Linked DNA regions of Homo sapiens: region 1 is linked to region 2. Evidence: chromatin contacts called from ENCODE Hi-C or POLR2A ChIA-PET data. All regions are on one chromosome and are shown on one strand. The core of a region is the stretch at or near the end of the contact, and the rest is flanking DNA. Distances in the headings are between cores, read along the strand shown.

Region 1 (4,516 bases), core at 1,342-3,841, 340 kb before region 2:
GAAGAAGTCTATTTCATGAAGGGATGCAGTTTCATAAAGTCAGCTGTTAAAATTCCAGGGTGTGCATGGGTTTTCCTTCACGAAGGCCTTTATTTAATGGGAATATAGGAAGCGAGCTCATTTCCTAGGCCGTTAATTCACGGAAGAAGTGACTGGAGTCTTTTCTTTCATGTCTTCTGGGCAACTACTCAGCCCTGTGGTGGACTTGGCTTATGCAAGACGGTCGAAAACCTTGGAATCAGGAGACTCGGTTTTCTTTCTGGTTCTGCCATTGGTTGGCTGTGCGACCGTGGGCAAGTGTCTCTCCTTCCCTGGGCCATAGTCTTCTCTGCTATAAAGACCCTTGCAGCTCTCGTGTTCTGTGAACACTTCCCTGTGATTCTCTGTGAGGGGGGATGTTGAGAGGGGAAGGAGGCAGAGCTGGAGCAGCTGAGCCACAGGGGAGGTGGAGGGGGACAGGAAGGCAGGCAGAAGCTGGGTGCTCCATCAGTCCTCACTGATCACGTCAGACTCCAGGACCGAGAGCCACAATGCTTCAGGAAAGCTCAATGAACCCAACAGCCACATTTTCCTTCCCTAAGCATAGACAATGGCATTTGCCAATAACCAAAAAGAATGCAGAGACTAACTGGTGGTAGCTTTTGCCTGGCATTCAAAAACTGGGCCAGAGCAAGTGGAAAATGCCAGAGATTGTTAAACTTTTCACCCTGACCAGCACCCCACGCAGCTCAGCAGTGACTGCTGACAGCACGGAGTGACCTGCAGCGCAGGGGAGGAGAAGAAAAAGAGAGGGATAGTGTATGAGCAAGAAAGACAGATTCATTCAAGGGCAGTGGGAATTGACCACAGGGATTATAGTCCACGTGATCCTGGGTTCTAGGAGGCAGGGCTATATTGTGGGGGGAAAAAATCAGTTCAAGGGAAGTCGGGAGACCTGATTTCTAATACTATATTTTTCCTTTACAAGCTGAGTAATTCTGAGCAAGTCACAAGGTAGTAACTGAGGCTGTAAGATTACTTAGTTTCTCCTTATTAGGAACTCTTTTTCTCTGTGGAGTTAGCAGCACAAGGGCAATCCCGTTTCTTTTAACAGGAAGAAAACATTCCTAAGAGTAAAGCCAAACAGATTCAAGCCTAGGTCTTGCTGACTATATGATTGGTTTTTTGAAAAATCATTTCAGCGATGTTTACTATCTGATTCAGAAAATGAGACTAGTACCCTTTGGTCAGCTGTAAACAAACACCCATTTGTAAATGTCTCAAGTTCAGGCTTAACTGCAGAACCAATCAAATAAGAATAGAATCTTTAGAGCAAACTGTGTTTCTCCACTCTGGAGGTGAGTCTGCCAGGGCAGTTTGGAAATATTTACTTCACAAGTATTGACACTGTTGTTGGTATTAACAACATAAAGTTGCTCAAAGGCAATCATTATTTCAAGTGGCTTAAAGTTACTTCTGACAGTTTTGGTATATTTATTGGCTATTGCCATTTGCTTTTTGTTTTTTCTCTTTGGGTTTATTAATGTAAAGCAGGGATTATTAACCTACAGTCCAGAAAGCCTGTGAATTTGAATGAGGAAAAAATTACATTTTTGTTTTTACCACCTTCTAACTAAATTTAACATTTTATTCCATTGCGAATAGAGCCATAAACTCAAAGTGGTAATAACAGTACCTGTGATTTTGTCATTACCAATAGAAATCACAGACATTTTATACTATATTACAGTTGTTGCAGATACGTTGTAAGTGAAATATTTATACTCAAAACTACTTTGAAATTAGACCTCCTGCTGGATCTTGTTTTTAACATATTAATAAAACATGTTTAAAATTTTGATATTTTGATAATCATATTTCATTATCATTTGTTTCCTTTGTAATCTATATTTTATATATTTGAAAACATCTTTCTGAGAAGAGTTCCCCAGATTTCACCAATGAGGTTCTTGGCATGCACACACACAGAGTAAGAACTGATTTAGAGGCTAACATTGACATTGGTGCCTGAGATGCAAGACTGAAATTAGAAAGTTCTCCCAAAGATACACAGTTGTTTTAAAGCTAGGGGTGAGGGGGGAAATCTGCCGCTTCTATAGGAATGCTCTCCCTGGAGCCTGGTAGGGTGCTGTCCTTGTGTTCTGGCTGGCTGTTATTTTTCTCTGTCCCTGCTACGTCTTAAAGGACTTGTTTGGATCTCCAGTTCCTAGCATAGTGCCTGGCACAGTGCAGGTTCTCAATGAGTTTGCAGAGTGAATGGAAATATAAACTAGAAATATATCCTTGTTGAAATCAGCACACCAGTAGTCCTGGTGTAAGTGTGTGTACGTGTGTGTGTGTGTGTGTGTGTGTGTAAAACCAGGTGGAGATATAGGAACTATTATTGGGGTATGGGTGCATAAATTGGGATGTTCTTTTTAAAAAGAAACTCCAAACAGACTTCTGGAAGGTTATTTTCTAAGAATCTTGCTGGCAGCGTGAAGGCAACCCCCCTGTGCACAGCCCCACCCAGCCTCACGTGGCCACCTCTGTCTTCCCCCATGAAGGGCTGGCTCCCCAGTATATATAAACCTCTCTGGAGCTCGGGCATGAGCCAGCAAGGCCACCCATCCAGGCACCTCTCAGCACAGCAGAGCTTTCCAGAGGAAGCCTCACCAAGCCTCTGCAATGAGGTTCTTCTGTGCACGTTGCTGCAGCTTTGGGCCTGAGATGCCAGCTGTCCAGCTGCTGCTTCTGGCCTGCCTGGTGTGGGATGTGGGGGCCAGGACAGCTCAGCTCAGGAAGGCCAATGACCAGAGTGGCCGATGCCAGTATACCTTCAGTGTGGCCAGTCCCAATGAATCCAGCTGCCCAGAGCAGAGCCAGGCCATGTCAGTCATCCATAACTTACAGAGAGACAGCAGCACCCAACGCTTAGACCTGGAGGCCACCAAAGCTCGACTCAGCTCCCTGGAGAGCCTCCTCCACCAATTGACCTTGGACCAGGCTGCCAGGCCCCAGGAGACCCAGGAGGGGCTGCAGAGGGAGCTGGGCACCCTGAGGCGGGAGCGGGACCAGCTGGAAACCCAAACCAGAGAGTTGGAGACTGCCTACAGCAACCTCCTCCGAGACAAGTCAGTTCTGGAGGAAGAGAAGAAGCGACTAAGGCAAGAAAATGAGAATCTGGCCAGGAGGTTGGAAAGCAGCAGCCAGGAGGTAGCAAGGCTGAGAAGGGGCCAGTGTCCCCAGACCCGAGACACTGCTCGGGCTGTGCCACCAGGCTCCAGAGAAGGTAAGAATGCAGAGTGGGGGGACTCTGAGTTCAGCAGGTGATATGGCTCGTAGTGACCTGCTACAGGCGCTCCAGGCCTCCCTGCCTGCCCTTTCTCCTAGAGACTGCACAGCTAGCACAAGACAGATGAATTAAGGAAAGCACAGCGATCACCTTCAAGTATTACTAGTAATTTAGCTCCTGAGAGCTTCATTTAGATTAGTGGTTCAGAGTTCTTGTGCCCCTCCATGTCAGTTTTCACAGTCCATAGCAAAAGGAGAAATAAAAGGACCGGGTGAGATGTGTCTGCATATGAGCAGTAGAAAGTTGTCAATTGTCCCTTTTGAAAAACTATCCTTTTTTGAACCTTTGCTCAGATTGTTATTTGTACCTTTTGATGTTAAAATGACCTTTATTTATGAAATTACAATAGATTTGGGAAATGATAATAAGTGGTAAGTTTTTGTTTATTTTTAAATGTTCTTCCCTGGCAAAATAAAGAGATGGCACCTCTCTGTCAGTTTTCTTAATATGTTGTTCTGAAAGTTTTCTTACTCAGTCCAATCTGAGAACCTCTGCTTTTAAGTCATCAGACAAATTCTTGAGATGGCTTTTTCTGAGAGGCTCTTCTGTTCATCCTGGTCCCTTCTTGCCTAAAGGTGAGTCTGTGTGTGTGTGGGGGGGGTGCGGGGGTGAGGTGTTGGGGGAGGTCTTCTTATTAGCTGGGAAGATGGTATTTGTGTCACTTTTTGTGAAAGTGGGCTCCCAAATATTCCCTGTTGAGGAAGTGTTCTAATCATGAGGAAATAAGCAAGCAAATCCAGTTGTTGGACAATTAGTTTGGACTGGTCAAAGATGTCAGTGCCAAGGAAGAAAGAAAAAAGGGGTGGGGAAGGGCTTGTTCTATATTAAAGAGACTAAAGAAATGTGTTAACCAAATGTAGTGCATGAGTCTTGATTGGTGTCTTCATCCAAGGGGGAAAAAGGCTATGAGGAACAGGTTTGGGATAACTGAGGCAATTTGACTGCTCATTATTATGTTACTGTATTAATGTTCAGTTTCTTGGTGAGATAATGATACTGTGGTTGCGAAGGATAAAATCTTTGTTCTATGGAGATACATGCTTAAGTACCCAGGGTGAGGCGTCAGGATGTCTGCAATTTGCTCTCAAATGGTTGAAGAAAGACTGCAAATATATAGATAATGAGAGAAAGAAAGGTAAAACAACTGTGGCAAAATATTAATAACTGGTGAATTACAAACTG
Region 2 (4,036 bases), core at 569-3,068:
AGTAAAGTCTTAGAATTTAAAAAAGACCGTGACTGCTCTTAAGATGTTGTATATGGAGAGGCTGATACTACCTTGTGCTAAGTCCTATGGTAGCAGCATGCTCTAGGCATGAATGCTTGCACTCTCCTGGCCTGTTTATTATCCCTGTCTAGAGACCTAGTTAGTGACACAGAGTGGCCTGTGGGGTTAAAAACGTGCTGGGCAAAAGCACTTTAAGGACTGACTTAGAGACTCTACAGGCAGTAGAAACAAATTGGGAATTAGCACCTTTTAAAATTAATCCGTATTTACAGACTATAAATTTCTGAATGGGAGCAACCTTTTTAAATTTTGCCTTGAGTCAGTAGAGGAAGGTAGTGAGTGAACTGGAAATTGAGAGATCTGAGTTCTAGTTCTGCTTCTGCCTCTAAGCAGCTTGTAACCCTGGACACAATTCTCAATTTCTCTGAGCCAGTGCTTCCACATTTGTAAAACAGAGGGTTCAAGTGGCTTTCTCTTTGTTTCCTTCAAGCTTGAAAGGACTGTTCTTATGTCTGAAAACCAAGTAATTGGTGCACAAAAAAAAAAAGATATGAATTCAAAGGTAGGCGAGAATACTGCAGGCTTGAAGGATTGGGAGAACGTGTGTGCAAACTCTGCAAACTATAAAGTGGACTTCATAAGGTACTTGGTTGCTCAAAGGTGCTTATATTTATTTATTTATTTATTTGAGTTGGAGTCTCACTCTGTCTTCCAGGCTGGAATGCAGTGGCACAATTTCGGCTCACTGCAACCTCCACCTCCTGGGTTCAAGTGATTCTCCTGCCTCAGCCTCCTGAGTAGCTGAGACTACAGGCAGGCGGCACCACGCCTGGATAATTTTTGTATTTTTAGTAGAGACGGGGTTTCACCATGTTGGTCAGGCTGGTCTCAAACTCCTGATCTCAAGTGGTCTGCCCTCCTCGGCTTTCCAAAGTGCTGGGATTACAGGCGTGAGCCACCGTGCCAGCCATAGGTTGCTTATATTTAGTCCCTTGGCAGAAAGGAGACCTGACCTATTGAACTAGACCTTTGTACAACGGGAAAACCCCACCCTATACCTGACTGACCAGCAAATGTAGGAATCCTTTATGAGACATGGAGAGACTTGGGTGATTTGCAAATCATGTAATCAATTATGATTTCTTTGAATTTGAAATTTGATCATTTTATGTTTCTTATCATCATCCTACCATGCTCTTGCTTTGTTACAGTATTTTTTTCCCACGCCATCTATGGGGTATTTGTTTCCCAATGGCTGGCATTTCCATCTCATTCATAAGATGAAATCAGAGGTCACTGGAGTCACTGAAAGTCTCATGATTCTGTTTATCTCACTGACACTTTCCTTTTGGATGGTTCTGTCCACAACATAACTTTGTTTCCTTACAACTTCCCTTTGCTTCCTGACTCTCTCCTTAATTCTCTTGCTTTAGCCCTAGTCAAGAGACCCCAAAAGAAGATAATCACATTCATTCTTAAGGAACACACTCCAAGAAAAACATTCATCTTTTGTGAAAGCAGTTTCTGGATCATTTCCCCATTAAAAAAAAAATCCAGGACACTTACCTTGGTTAGCATAGAGCAGATTCTTTGACTTAAATTATTTCTCAAAGTCAAGGAAAGTGTTTGTCTTTTTTTTTTAAAAAAGCTCAAAACCCAAATTCTTTTTTCTGAAAGAAAAATAAATGGAAAGATGACTTTTGTAAAAGTGCCCTCAGTTTAAAACAAAAGCCATTCGTCTTTTCTGTTATGCTAGTGACAGCAGAAAGTATACAGACTAAGGAAAAAAAGTTGTGTAAGAGGCAAGCGTGATACTTCCGTGATCTTAAGGGAGGGCGGAATGGTGAGTTAGAATACAGCTGTTGGATTGGCAGAACATAAACGCTTCCTGCCCCTTTACCCCACCCTCCTCAACGTCATAGTTCTGGCAAAGCCCTAAAGCTATGGGAAGCACATGATAGCGTCGCTTTTGCCATTATAGTCTGTAGAGGGCGCCAAATCACCCCAAATTACAGCTTTCTCAGCGAAACAGGAGTTCTACTTTTGGAAACAAACTTCTACACCCTGACTCTTGCTTGGATTACCATAGGAGCTGTCCAAAGGAGAAAGTTATTTAGATGACCATTACCTCATCAAGTTCTTTCATGCTTGGAGTTCTCCAACCCCAGAAATGTGATTTTAAAGTTCAGGACTTACAAGGAATTTAAGCTGTTTTGTCCTTCAGATTGGATCAGCAGAGGGAGCTGGTGAAATGTGTTTGAGAAAGCATAAAGCTATTTTTAGATATTAACCTAGGGCACAAGAAAGGTAATAATTATAGAAGCTGTGGCAGAAATAGAAAACTTAACTGTTTTTCCTTCCACTGTGTGCTTGTAAGATAATATAACAGACCATCTTTAGGACTTGTGTTTAGGGACATTTTCCAACATGGTTCACTGAACAATTTCTAAACCACATTTGCTTGTGACTACACATGCAAATGCCTACAGGAGTGAGGAGGGTAACATACACGAGGAAAGTGGGCCAGATATGATCTGACTGGAAAGTACTTTCTCTGTCTATTCAGTTCAGCTAAATGTTGCTATTTGAGAAAATGAGCCCAATATGGCAAGGCCTTAGGTTCTTTTCAGTAAAAGCTGCAAATACAGATTTTAATATAAAATCTTCTGTTGGCAGCAAATATTTTCTTTTGAAAAATATCATGGAATATTATGCAGCCATAAAAAGAAATAAGATCATGTCCTTTGCAGGGACATGGATGAAGCTGGAAGCCATCATCCTCAGCAAACTAACACAGGAACAGAAAACCAAACACTGCATGTTCTCACTCATAAGTGGGAGTTGAACAATGAGAACACATGGACACAGAGAGGGGAATGTTGTAGGGCCTGTTGTAGGGTAGGGGGTGAGGAGAGGGAACTTAGAGGAGAACAGGTCAATAGGTGCAGCAAATCACCATGGCACACGTGTACCTATGCAACAAACCTGCACGTTCTGCACATGCATCCCACTTTTTTTTAGAAGAAATAAAGAAAAAAATTTAAAAAAAGAAAAAAAAATATTGTGTCCAGAGTTAGTTCCTTCCGGTGGGTTCCTGGTCTCCCTGACTTCAAGAATGGAGCTGCGGACCTTTGTGGTGAGTGTTACAGTTCTTAAAAGATGGCACAGACCCAAAGAGTGAGCAGCAGCAAGATTTATTGTGAAGAGCGAAAGAACAAAGCTTCCACAGAGTGGAAGGGGACCCGAGCCAGTTGCTGCCGCTGGCTGGGGTGGCCAGCTTTCTCTTATTTGTCCCCTCCCATGTCCTGTTTCTGTCTTATCAGAATGCCCTTTTCTCAATTCTCCCCACGATTGGTTACTTTTAGAATCCTGCTGATTGATCCATTTTACAGAGCGCTGATTGGTCCATTTTACAGAGCACTGATTGGTCCATTTTACAGAGAACTGATTGGTGCATTTTACAAACTTCTTGCTAGCTACAGAGCACTGATTGGTGCATTTTACAATCCTCTTGTAAGACAGAAAAGTTCTCCAAGTCTCTACTCGACCCAGGAAGTCCAGCTGGCTTCACCTCTCAATACCCCCTTTAAACAGGACACCCCAACTGCTTTTGAGAATTGCGCAATGACTGCTCTAGCTACTTCCTGCTGGATAGGGGTGAAGAAGAGACCCTGAATTGTAGTATCCTCCAGAGGGAAACTCTCTAGGTATCAAAGGGCCAGTGGGTCGATCCAGGGGGTCCTTGGTAGAAGTTGTTAGTTGAGCTCATTTGGGGTTTAATTTGCAAAACCATCTGTAGCTTGATGGCCTCGATCCTGGAGGAAACAAATTGACAAAGAGCTTAAAAATACAGGGCCCGAAGGCAAGTAATAGCAAGATGGTTGTCATGAGACCTAGAAAGGGGAGAAGCCATGTTGCCCAACTCCAGAGAATGGTATAAGAATTTGAAAGGCATTGTCTGATTTCAGAAGACTTTTCCTGTAAATGCCGGGTGGCGTCTCATATTAACCCTGAC

Evidence for each region. A loop is a pair of places that touch in the nucleus more often than their neighbours do. ChIA-PET counts read pairs that join two places held with the same protein, here RNA polymerase II (POLR2A). Pooled maps may share reads with other maps.
Region 1: a loop to region 2 is called in a map of aorta, with 6 times the contacts of the local background. The contact joins the promoter of MYOC here to the promoter of FMO4 in region 2. A Hi-C loop is called at or near these places in 1 of 168 maps with a recorded cell type or tissue (aorta) and 8 of 50 pooled maps. POLR2A ChIA-PET finds 5 or more read pairs at or near these places in 1 of 52 experiments (BJ).

The regions. Positions count from the first base shown.
Region 1 is chr1:171,650,763-171,655,278 of GRCh38, reverse strand. MYOC (myocilin) reads left to right here and starts at 2,591. Exons shown (of 3, transcript NM_000261.2): 1 at 2,591-3,271. The coding sequence starts at 2,668.
Region 2 is chr1:171,311,965-171,316,000 of GRCh38, reverse strand. It overlaps FMO4 (flavin containing dimethylaniline monoxygenase 4), which reads right to left and starts at 1,818. Exons shown (of 10, transcript NM_002022.3): 1 at 1,588-1,818.